Regions from separate parts of the Homo sapiens genome. Here region 2 is linked to region 1. A link is a contact called in ENCODE Hi-C or POLR2A ChIA-PET data. All regions are on one chromosome and are shown on one strand. Each heading gives the region's core, a stretch centred on a gene start or an enhancer-like site at or near the end of the contact. The rest is flanking DNA. Distances are from core to core; before and after follow the strand shown. Region 1 holds the start of MAST2 (microtubule associated serine/threonine kinase 2). Region 2 overlaps MAST2 (microtubule associated serine/threonine kinase 2).

What was found. A loop is a pair of places that touch in the nucleus more often than their neighbours do. ChIA-PET counts read pairs that join two places held with the same protein, here RNA polymerase II (POLR2A). Pooled maps may share reads with other maps.
Region 2: a pooled map shows a loop between it and region 1 (2.2-fold over the local background). The contact joins the enhancer-like site here to the promoter of MAST2 in region 1. A Hi-C loop is called at or near these places in 1 of 168 maps with a recorded cell type or tissue (cardiac septum) and 4 of 50 pooled maps. POLR2A ChIA-PET finds 5 or more read pairs at or near these places in 3 of 52 experiments (OCI-LY7, activated CD4-positive, alpha-beta T cell and activated CD8-positive, alpha-beta memory T cell).

The regions. Positions count from the first base shown.
Region 1 is chr1:45,799,624-45,805,447 of GRCh38, reverse strand. MAST2 (microtubule associated serine/threonine kinase 2) reads right to left here and starts at 1,836. Exons shown (of 29, transcript NM_015112.3): 1 at 1,376-1,836. The coding sequence starts at 1,552. RefSeq lists a silencer at 1,569-2,008.
Region 2 is chr1:46,034,617-46,040,987 of GRCh38, reverse strand. MAST2 (microtubule associated serine/threonine kinase 2) reads right to left here. Exons shown (of 29, transcript NM_015112.3): 29 at 4,866-6,371. The coding sequence ends at 4,922. It overlaps P3R3URF-PIK3R3 (P3R3URF-PIK3R3 readthrough), which reads left to right. Exons shown (of 10, transcript NM_001303427.2): 10 at 1-848. PIK3R3 (phosphoinositide-3-kinase regulatory subunit 3) reads left to right here. Exons shown (of 10, transcript NM_003629.4): 10 at 1-848. Among named protein-coding and RNA genes, the nearest start is that of PIK3R3, 95 kb to the left of the region's middle. RefSeq lists enhancers at 3,865-3,914, 3,524-4,025. Within about 2 kb of position 3,852, at least 6 of the 41 ENCODE cell types and tissues checked have a DNase peak (open chromatin) inside an H3K27ac peak, as active enhancers do.

The sequences.
Region 1 (5,824 bases), core at 587-3,086:
GGGCAGAGATGGTCAATGGTGCAGTCTCCTCAGGGCTCAGTGGGGAATAAGAGGTGGAAGAACAAAAGGGGGGAAAAGTCCAAGGGCTACCTAGCATGGTATATAATTTTTAAACTGTCTAAAGGGCCGGGCACACTGGCTCATGCCTGTAATCCCGATTACCTGAGGTCAGAGTTCCAGACCAGCCTGGCCAACATGGTGAAACCCTGTCTCTGCTAAAAATACAAAAAAATTAGCTGGACATGGTGGTAGGCACCTGTAATCCCAGCTAGCCGGGAGGCTGAGGCAGGAGAATCGCTGAACCCAGGAGGTGGAGGTTGCAGTGAGCCGAAATAATGCCACTGCACTCTCCCCTGGGCGACAGAGCGAGACTTCGTCTCAAAAAAAAAAAAAAATGTCTAAGGAAAATGCTAATTTATCTGAGAGAAAAGAGGTAAGAGACCTATAAGAAGTCTTAAAACATTCATGGATGAAGTCAGTAGGATCCCGAATAGAGCTGAACAAAAGGAAAGCTGTCACTAGAGTTCATTACTACAGAACATTTTTCTGTAAATCCAACAAGACCAAGGATTACTTATTCTCCTTTCACTAAACTTATTACCGCTACTAGTGGCAGCTTCTCCTGCCTGATAAAACTGACCTTTATCCCCTACTCATAAATACACCTACTCTTGACTAATAAATTACATAAACATATCCTGTTCATTCAGAAACTCCATGAATATTTGTATGCTGCTGTGTTTTCCCAGTAATGTGTTTTCAGTGGAAAACTAGCAGGCAAACCATATATCTACGAATTCTGTTCACAAAATTGGGCTTAACACTGCTCACATGCAGGTGTTTCACAAGTGCTTTCTTGTGAAATAGATGGTTGGTAAAGAGAGCCTTAACAATGATTGTGAACACACTGGTACAAAAGTATAATGATGGCCAAATCAGAGAATGCTTGGGAGTGTCATCCGTTTTTACAATTTTAAGGACAACCTCTAGAAAACAGGATAACACTACATCAAATTGACTTACATCTTACTCTATTTACTCCTATGGATAACTCCTCAACGCCTCTTTAGTAAGCCTACTCGTTGCAGCTCACACACTCAGCCCACATTCCAGCGTCCTTTCGCCCCATCCAGAACCCCTGACTATCTCTTGCACCAATTTTTCATTCTTCTACACCCCCATTTCCAATACAACCCCAGGCCACCACTTCCATTTCTCCACTCCCCATTTCTCGGCCTCCCCAGACCTCCCACTCCTCCCCGCGAACTACTCAGACCCCACCCCTCCAAAGCTCCAGCCCGGGTCCTCCCGCCGAAGATCCCCTCCCCCACGGCTTCCATTCAGGTTCACCCTCCCGGATCCCAACCCGCCCTACCTGCTCCTTGCCCTCGGGCCCCGCGGGGCCCGTCCGCTCCTCCAGCCGCTGCCTCCCGGGCGGCGCTCGCCGGCGCGGCGGCAAAGACTGAGACAGCTCCGCTGCCCGCTGAACTCCATCCTCCCGGCGGTCGGGCGGCGGCGGCTGCGGTCGGTCGCGGCAGCGGCTCCGCTTCATATCTGCAGCTGGGGCCCGCGGGCGTCAGCGCCGCGACTGTCCCGGCTCCGCACTGCCCCGGGCCGCAGCGCAGCCGCGCCAACCACCACCCGCGGCCACCATGGCCGGACGGGCTCCCTAAGCCACCGACCCCAGCCCGCGGCGCCTTCGAGCCTTCTGGGGCCTCCGGCGCCGCGACCTCCTCTGCGCTCCTCACGGAAGAGACAGCATCGCTGACGCCTCGCCTTCTCCCACCCAGCACACGTTGGGCAGGCCACCCGCCGCCGGCTCAGCCGCCTGCCTACAGCCAGCCTTCGGCCGGCCCCGCCCCTCACGCGCGCGCACCGGGAGCCCGCCCGCCACCTCCGGCCGCGCGCCGCCTCCCGCGCACGCGCCAGCGAACGGTCGCAAAGGACCCGCCCGTGGCCCTGGCGCGCAGTCGGAGGACCAGAAGCGAGCGGGGCTCTCGGCGCGCCGTCAGCGGCTGCGGACTCCCATTGAATCTTTCATTCATCCATTCATGAAACTGCTGGGCCAAGCTCAGTGCTGGGGACCCAAAAATGAGTTCGAGTCGATCGGTGTCCTCAAAGAACTAGGGAGAGAGGGGCCGGGAGCAGGAAGGAGACAGAATAACACAACTAATGAATAGAAGGCTAATGCATGCTTTTTTATTTAGTGCCTGCCAACTCTCACCTAATTCTCACATCACACTTAGGAGGCAAATCTGCGCATTCTCATATTACAGATAAAGAGACTGAGGCGAAGTGAAATGCACCAGGTCACCCAGCAAATCAGTGATCAAACTAGACGGAATTCTGGCTCTTCTGTCCCTTTCCACCGTGTTTGCTCTTTCCGGACAGTAAGACAGTGTGGAAACGCCTATAAAAGTGGAAAAAGTGATGGATTCCTTCTGGGAGGAGGAGAGGACAAAAAAGGCATACAATGAAGTCATCGTGTAGAGCCCAGCCCAGTCTGCTGTGGCCTGGGTAGCCTGACCTGCTGCCTGCAGTGACTCATCTGCTCAGCAACATGTGGTGGTAGCTCAGCTCTGGCCTCCCTCTGGCTTCAGCTGGTCTGCCACATGTTGTGTTTTTCCTCTTTTGACCTAGAAGCCTTGCTTAAAGCCTTCACCCATTTGTCCTGGGCCTCTTCCCTGACCCCTTTCTGAGTAATAAAAATAGCCAACACTATGGAGTGCCCACTGCATACCACACACTGTGCATTCAATTCAGACATACACAAACAAGAAGTAAGTTGTATTTCCATTTTACAGTTGAGGAAATAGGCTCAAATTACATAATATGCTCAACATCACACAGCTTATAAGTCCAGAGCCAGGACTCAAACCCAGGTCTGCCAGATCCGGACAGAAAGACAGTGCGGAAACACCTATAAAAGTGGAAAAAGTGATGGATTCCTTCTGGGAGGCCGGGAGGATGCACATAACCAATGTGCTCTACGGCCTGTCACCAGCCTGCTCCTCTATTCCCTGTCCCAGTTCCTTACCACCCATCCAGTTGCCTCAACCAGAAACCTGGAAATCATCCTGGACTCCTTCCTTGTCCTTTCCTCACATCCAATAAATGAACAAGTCTTATTGCCTCTATAACCTCACTATTTCTCCAATCTGCCTCCTCTTTCCGTCCCATTGGCACCACCTCAAGTTTCATCTTCCCTCACCTACTTGACTGAGAAAGCCTTCAACGGGTTCACTTATGCCAGTCTCATTGTCTTTAAACTCATCCTTCAAAAAGCCCTCACAAGACTCTTCCTATATGTTACTTGCTTGCTTAAAACAATTAAATGGACCGGGTGCAGTGGCTCACGCCTATAATCCCAGCACTTTGGGAGGCCAAGGCGGGCAGATCATGAATTCAGGAGATCGAGACCATCCTGGCTAACACAGTGAAACCCCGTCTCTACTAAAAATACAAAAAAATTAGCCAGGCGTGGTGGTGGGTGCCTGTAGTCCCAGCTACTCAGGAGGCTGAGAACTGCATGAACCTGGGAGACAGAGCTTGCAGTGAGCCAAGATCGTGCCACCGCACTCCAGCCTGGGTGACAGAGCAAGACTCCGTCTCAAAAAAAAAAAAAAAAAAAAAAAACAGTTAAATGAGGCCGGGCACGGTGGCTCACTCCTGTAATCCCAGCACTTTGGGAGGCCAAGGCAGGTGGATAACGAGGTCAGGAGATCAAGACCATCCTGGCCAACACGGTGAAACCCTGTCTCTGCTAAAAATACAAAAAATTAGCTGGGCGTGATGGCGGGCGCCTGTAGTCCCAGCTACTCGGGAGGCTGAGGCAGGAGAATGGCGTGAACCCGGGAGGCGGAGCTGGCAGTGAGCCAAGATCGCACCACTGAACTCCAGCCTGGGCGACAGAGCGAGATTCCATCTCAAAAAAAAAAGCAATTAAATGAATCTCAAGATGAAGTGTAAACTTACTATGGCTGGCAAGGCCATCCAAATCTGGCCTCTACCTCCCTCTCCTTCTCCCATTAATCCATGTGGTGACAACTAATTATAATTATTCCAGCTACATGTACAGGGTCTGTCACATCCTTAGTTACAAATAACAAACAACTCTGACTATCTTAAGCCTAAGGGGTAATTTCTTAGAAGGCTACATAGAATGGATCACAGAGCTGAACAGAGATAGGAGAAAAAGGCTTACGTAGCTGGCAGGAAACAAGGAGCCCCCACAGACTGAACCTTAGGGACAATCTCAGGACACTGCTGTCACAACCACCAGGCAATGAGCTGCGCTGCTACTGTGCACCCCTGCAAAGTAATTCTAACCCTCTCTTCATAGTTGTATCATCATTACAGATCAACAGTCTCTGGCAGGAGAACCCACTGACTCAGCCTTGGTAACTTAAGGACCAGAACCCATTCTACCTTCTCACCTTCCATACTGGTACTGCGAGAGTTATTGGGCAGATAGACTCTAAGCTAGTCCTCCTGCTCTACCTGCTTCCCAGTATTTTACACGTTTATGTAATCCCTTCCCATGAATGGAGATGAGGACTGTGACTTGTTTCCAACCAATAGAATACAAAAAAAGTAACAGGATATCATTTCCTTGATTATGTTACATTATATAAGACTCTATCTTGCTAGAAGACTCACTCTTGCACTCCTAATGGCCTTGACAAAGCAAGCTGTCATTCTCTGAACTGCCTATGGAGAGGTCCATGTGGCAGTAAACTCCAGGCAACCTCTAGGACAGCCTCCGGCCCAACAGCACCAAAACAAAACAAAAAACTCTGTAGGTCCAATCCTACAAGCAGGAGGAAATGAGTTCTCCTAACAGTGAGACTGAGCTTGGAAACAGGCCCTTCTCCAGTTGAGCACCCAGATGGGAACACAGCCCACACAACTTGGTGGAAGCCTGATGAGACCCTGAAGCAAAGAACCGAGCTAACACAAATCTAGACAGAAACTGTGAGATAATAAATGCATGTTATGTTAAGCTTCTAAGCTTGTGGTAATTATATATTTGTATTACATGTTAATACAAAACTAATACAGCCAGATACTTTCTCAGCCTCCCATCAGCCAGAAATGGCAATGTGACACAATGTGGCCCACATCCACTTTTTTTTTCTTTTTTTTTTTTTGTGATGGAGTCTTACTCTGTCACCCAGGCTGGAAGTGCAATGGCTCAATCTCCACTTACCACAACCTCCGCCTCCCAGGTTCAAGTGATTCTCCTGCTTCAGCCTCCAAGTAGCTAAGATTACTGGCGCATGCCACTGCACCCGCCTAATTTTTGTATTTTTAGTAGAGACGGGTTTCTCCATGTTGGCCAGGCTGGTCTTGAACTCCTGACTTCAGGTGATCTGCCCACCTCGGCCTCCTAACGTGCTGGGATTACAGGCGTGAGCCACCACGCCCGGCCCCACATCCACTTTTATACTTGTCTTCACCAGCTCAATAAGTGACAAGTCAATTTTTTTTTTCAGTTGCTCAGGCCAAAACCTCGGAGTGATCCCTGAGTTCTCTCTTTCTCACATACTTCATATCCACTCCACTGGCAAATCCTGTGCAAATTAGTAGGATATTATAATTAGCTGAGGGAGAGGTGTTAGTGACTAGTACTGAGACAATGATAACGGGGACGGACGAACACAGGTGGACTTTAGAGAGATCCAGAAAGTAGAAACCACAGGACCTGTTAACTGCATCAAAGGTGCAGAGAGAAAGAAAAAGCCCTAAGAATGATTTCCAAGTTTCTGGCTTGGACAACTGAGGTAGGGAACAGAAGAGGGAAAAAAAGTGTGAAACAGATTAT
Region 2 (6,371 bases), core at 2,603-5,102, 230 kb before region 1:
TTGGGGCTGGCTGGACACAGGTACTAGGCCCATTGTTTCCAGGTGAAGCTTTCATCACAGAACAGTGTTGTCTCCACCTGGCCTTAGATGGCACGCCATGATTCGGGCCTGGATAGACTGCCTGCGTCCTTACCACTGATCTGGCCAAGAATGAGGCCCTCCCAACACTTTCACTCCCTCTCCAAGCCTTGATGGGACCTCCACTTATTTAGGCCTCATGTGCTTTGAAGAAGCTTTGAGAGCCAATGTGTCTTCCACGGGTCTCTTTTTTGCTACAAGTAATCAGCCCCATGTGTTCTCTTAAACTGAGAATTGCACCTGGGCAATTCCTGTTTTCTAAGGTGGTCTCTGCTGCTATTTAACAACCCAGAGTAGGCCTCTGTGAGGCTTCAGTGGCCTCAGAAACCAGAGGGTCCAGATAGGGGGCCTGCTTGGGCCCTCTGCTGCCAACTGCTCAAACCTGCTTTAGCTCCAGCCACTTGTGGCAAACAACCTCGTTTCCTTACAAATTCCAGCATGTGACTTTGGTGCCGTTACTTGTGAAAAATCTATTCTGTTGTCTTTGATGTGTCCAAGAAAATTCGTGTAGTTTACGTAAAAATATCTGACTCACAAGAAAGCCAACTGTATGTCTTGTGATGGGACAGTTCATAATGTAGTTGCTAGACCACTTTACAAATTGTTCTTGTCACCAGATGTGTTCAGACATTGCTGTGCAATTGTTGGGGAGGGTAGGGGGAAAGGCGAGAGGAGATACTTATTGGTCTTTTTGTTTAATACCTTCCCCAAGAGGGGACAGTCTGGCCAACTTGCTCCAGTAATGCAATAAAGACATTGCAATAAAGTAATTTTTTGTCTTCATGCTATGAAGGGGTGGGCTGGGGGCAGAGTGGGGGTCAAGAGAGAAGAGTACTCAGGTGTTGAACAGCCCTTGAAACTTCCAAACCTTCTCTCCAGTAAGCACCAAAAGACTAGTACTGGGGCAGCCAGAGGCTCTTTTCTTCCTAGGGGAGGACATTGACTCCAACTAGGCATGATGCCAGAGTCCTGTCCACCGAACACAGACACAGAAGTCTTAGATACTGACTCTGAGAAAATTAAAACTGAATGCCATTTCCTCCACACCTCACTGCCCACTCCTAATAAGCTGTTTATTGGTTCTCATATTTCTGCCCAGAATGAAGTGTTTCCACATTCTACTCTGGGGGAGGGGGAAATGGGCCCAGCTTTATAATCTATCCTCTTATTGCCCCAGGCCCTTGTCATCTCCTGCCAAGGCACACTGTTGAGCTTCCTGTATTCTGGGAACGTAATGAGCCAACATGCGATAACCTCTTGTTGCATAGGATATTGCAGCGCTCATCCATGTCTCAGGCCCCACCCATGTGTACTCAATTATAAATAAGTCAGATTGGGCAGGGAACAGCCTGTTGTTCTAAGTGACCTTGCCTATGTCTTTTCTCCCCACTACACTTTAGCTACACAGCATCCCAAGACCACTGCCAGGAACTATGGATTTCTCCTAATCCCAGAGTTGTTCGCACTTCTGTGTTTAGGATGCTCAAATTCCTAGCTCCTTCCCAGTTCTTTCTTCTGAACTCTACCCGCTGGCTGGATGTTTCCACTGGGCTCCTGGGTATCTCACCGACACTTCAAACTTGTTTACTTGGGGCTGGGCGTGGTGGCTCATGCCTGTAATCCCAGCACTTTGGGAGGCCGAGGCGGGTGGATCACCTGAGGTCAGGAGTTCGAGAACAGCCTGGCCAACGTGGTGAAACCCCGTCTCTACTAAAAGTACAAAAATTAGCTGGGCGTGGTAGCATGCACCTGTAATCCCAGCTACTCGGGAGGCTGAGGCATGAGAATTGCTTGAACCTGGGATGCAGGGGTTGCAGTGAGCTGAGGCCGTGCCACTGCACTCCAGCCTGGGCAACAGAGCGAAACTCTGTCTCAAAAAAGCAAACTTGTTTACTTGTCAGAAAAAGTATGATTGGCTATGAATTTCCTCACCTTCCTACCACCAAACCTACAACCTTATCTATATCTACATAACTATTCTCCCTCCCATCTGTTAAATTACAATAGTCCCCTCCAACTAAAGTCAATCCTTCCACATGTATTTTGGAATCTATTTTCTTCCACCTCAGGAATCTCCCAAGATTAAGATCAATTCTTTCTCTACTTCAACTGGATCATTTCCACTGACACTTAAACATGGTTGGTTGGTTCTCATTCTACTCCCCTAATCCCTACTCAATCATCCCATATACCTTTATCTCTTTTCTCCTCTTCAAAGCCAAGCCTTTGGAAAGAACTGTCTTAAATTTCCTTATTTCCCCATCTCAAATATTTCAGTACTGGTTCCACCACTGTTTGAAACTGCTTTTCTTGATGCCTTCAATAACCATCGCTGTTAACTATCCTGTCCATGGAAAGCTCCTTCATGGACTCTATCACAACTCACTAATCTAATATTCTTCTGACATCTGACTGTTCTTTTACATCTCCTGGATTCCTTCAGTTCTCAATGCCATTTTACCTGGCAGTTTTATCCACAGCCATGAATCCACCTACCATCTCTAGGCTGATTACATCTGTTTATTTCATTTGCCCAGACCTCTATTGGAAGCTACTTCATATTTAGCGTATGGAATGCAGCACTGAACTACTTAGCCCTGGTTCTCTTCCTTGTTTCTTATTTCGGTGAATGGAAATACAATTCATCTGGTTATATAAGTCAAAAATGTAGTCAGTCATCATCCTTGATAGCCCTCTGCTTCATACCTAAAGTCCTTCACCAAGTGTCAATCAAAACATCACTTCTAACTTCACTGCTTCACTACCATCTGCACCCTTCATCCTGGAAGGCCCCCCTTCTTCCATTCTTGTCCCCCTCAGATCCATTCTCATTATAGCAACCAGTCATCTTTTCAAAATACAAATCTGAACCGATGTAAAACATTAAATAAGTCTCCATTGATCTTAGGGTGAATTACAAAATTAGATGGTCTGGCTTCTCCCTGATTCAGGATCTCAATCCCCACCTTCAACTTTTCACTGGCTCTATCCCCCTCAGCTAGTGCCAGTATTTCGGGACTTCTTCCTCATTCTGCGTATGTTCCCTGGACAGTCCTCATCTCCTGTGGCTTTCATTGCCCTCTACTTCCTGATGGCTCCCAAATCTAGATGTCCAGCTTCCCACCCTTTCCTTCCTTACCTCCTCACTGTTGCTGTTCTAGTTCAGACCACCAAAATGGGTCACTACATCCTCTGTGGTACGCTCACTCCACTCCAGCCTCTCTATACTGCAGCGAGTGATCTTCCTAAAGCAAATGATAATACCACTTCCCTGAAGTTACCTTTTAGAAACTCTTCACTACCCTCAGGATAATCCCACCAGTTTCTCAAGGGGAACACCACTGACACTTGGGGCAGTTGCCCAGTGTGGTATAGGATGTTTAGCATCTCTGCTTCCTCCTCCCATCCCCATTTCCAACCCTCTAGGAGGGCAGTTCCCAACATCCTTTTCACCTGTGGTATGGTGCTTCTGACCAGATCCCTACATGCACGGGGCACTTGCTACCTCAGCCATGCCCCTGCCATTCTCCAGCTCACAACCTGTGATCTGTCTGCCCAGGTCCCGGTACATTAGCCCAGGGTCCGCTGTGAATGAATGAAGAAGTGGAGAGGACTAGAAGGCTGAGGGGCCAAATATCTGCATAAATGGGCTCTGCCACTGTGGATACAGTGCGCCCTCTGGTGGCCACAGCCTTCCCAGGCAATGGCCCAGAGGCATTTTCGTCTTCAGGCCTCCTAACACGTCTTCTTCAGACCTAGGCACTGGATTGTGGGACGATCAGTGCAACCAGTGCAAGACAGTTTCTCAAGTCCTCTATCACTATGGAGACAAAGCCTTGGTGCTCTACCAAGCCCCACTGCCTGCCCTGTGATGCCACCTCCTGACTCCCCTGGCACTGGTCCCACTTATGTCCTCCCCCTTCCTCCCACACTACCATCAAATGAAGTTCTACTCAATGCGGGCTACACACACGATGTCCATCCACCTCCAGTGCTGAGGCCTCTACCTACAACAGCCCAGGAAGAGCTCACTGGCTACAATTATGAAGGGCTTGTTACTAAATACGACTGGCAGCTGTTTTAATCTCGCCCTCACCTCGGCATTTATCGTTAACTTCTCTGTCCATTTTAAAACTCCTCCCATAGACTTTATGACTCTGCTGGTTGCTGCTTCTGTCTTCTCTTTTATCTCAAACGCACCCAAAGTTAAACTCTTTGCCTTCTCTCACTTCTTCCCCTCCTCATTTCCTGGCTGAGGCAATCCTAGTTAGGAGAGATGTGAGTTCCGGAGTCCAAGGGAGACCTACGTTCTAACCCCCGTTCTACCCAAGCTACTGTATTACCATGGGCATCAAAGTCTTAGTGCCCTTATCTATGAAGGAATTTTAGTTGCTACATGGTATTTTCTGGTTCCCCATCACCTTCACGAAGTCAAATCTCCTGGAAGACCATTAGACATGGCCCTTGCCTCACTTGCCAGACCCGTTTCTACTTTGAATTATCTTTGGTTCCTTGACTATGCCAGGTATACTGCATGTGCTAAACGTTGCCTGGACAGCCTTTCTTATGCCAACCTCCACTCTTCCACACCCAGCAAACTACTACCTATCATCTATTCTTCATGTTTGAGCTCAAATGTCAAAGCCTTTGGGAAGTCAAGCTGGGTTAGGTGGCCCTCCCCTGGTGGTGGAAACTGTTTTATTCACCACTATATTCCCAGCAGCAACACAGGACCTAGTTACATGTGGGTTGACCGAAGGAAAACAAGCAAGCAAAAGACATAAAGATGGTTTCCAGGAGCATATATTACACAGGTCTGAGTGCAAGAAATGGCAAACAACTGCTATGTTTGCTTTAAAAGCTCATCTGGAACCAATGCCAAATCCCGATGCTTTTGATGGCCCCCTGGTTCTTGGCCCCTCCTGAGGCTGGGCTCAGACTTCTGGGTGAGGGGGCAGCCTCGGCATGGAACGTCCTGCCTTCTGTCACCTGAGGCATCAGGCACTTGGGTGATGCTCAGGGCTGGATCCTCTTTCACTGCTTGTGCACACTCAGACTCCCATAGCCAGCCCTGGCTGGGATCCTCATAAGATGGATGGGCCAGTCTGGGGGCACTAGGTGGCTGTGTCTTCCCCTGCTCCCTGGGAGACAGGTTCTTAGGCTGGGCTGGAGTTGTGTTTTCCAAATCCTGGAGGTTGGCTAGCCCACCTGCCATGGTTGCCTTTCTGCTTGGGGATGCCCTGTCTGGGCCCTCAATAAGGGATTTCCAGGACCACATGCTCAGCTTCCCAGAGGTGGAGCTGGGAGGAGAGCAACTGCTGGTGGGGGTGAGTCCCGAAGTGCTGGGAGAAAGTGCTGTTAGTGCCTGGGTGTGGAGGTGCTGGGCCTTCCAGCAACCTTCAGGAGGGATGGGGTCTGTGGCTCCAGACTGACCTAGGTTGGGGCCTGCTGAGGAGGAGCTGGCAGCCTCCTCAATGGCTTGTGGGCTCCCGAGCCTCCTGTGGGGACCACTGGGACTTTCCATTCTGGGAGGCCCCAGTGTGATCCCTGTCAATAGGCTTGGGACCATTGGGCCCAGGCTCCTAGGGTCTCTGGACGGGAAAGGATCCTCTTCCCCACTCTCTCCTGCTCCTTTAGGGGCCACACTCTGGCTCACTTCTGGGTGAGGTGCCAAGCTCAGCTCCTGTGCACCCTGGCTGTTCTCAGGCCCTTCCTCGGTGTCGTCCTCTGAGGAGTCCACCTCACGAATGGCTTCTTGCTTCTGCAGCGACTCCCGTCGTTCGGCTCGGTCCTGCCGGAGGGTGCCTAGGGCCCGTGAGGGAGCAGGCTGCAGCACCCCCTTCCCTGGCAGGGCCCCCTTGCCAGACAGCACACTCCTGGCTCCAACTACCTCCAGAGGGCTCACTTCCCTGGGCGGCAGTTCCTTCTTTAGTTCAGAGTGGGGCAGGTCAAGGCTGTGCTTGCGAGAAGTGGCTAGCTTCTTCTCAGAGGCGGCAAGTGCTGCTGCCAGTTTCTCAGCCGACTGCACCCTCTTGAGTAGTGGTGAACGGGGTGGCTCCGCACTCTTGGGCCGTGAGAGTTGCCTGCCCAGGGGAGGTGACAAGTGAAGCTTTGTGGGAAAGGCCTGGGCTACATGGCCAGACAGGGGCGATGGGGACCGCTGAGGTGAAGCTGTTGGGGGTGGGGGAGAAGGGGTGTGGGCCAGTGGTGACAGTGGGATGCTGCCTGCTGACTTGCGCCGTGGAGAGCGGTACTGGCGTTGGAGCTTGGGTGCCAGACCGTGGAGGGAGCTG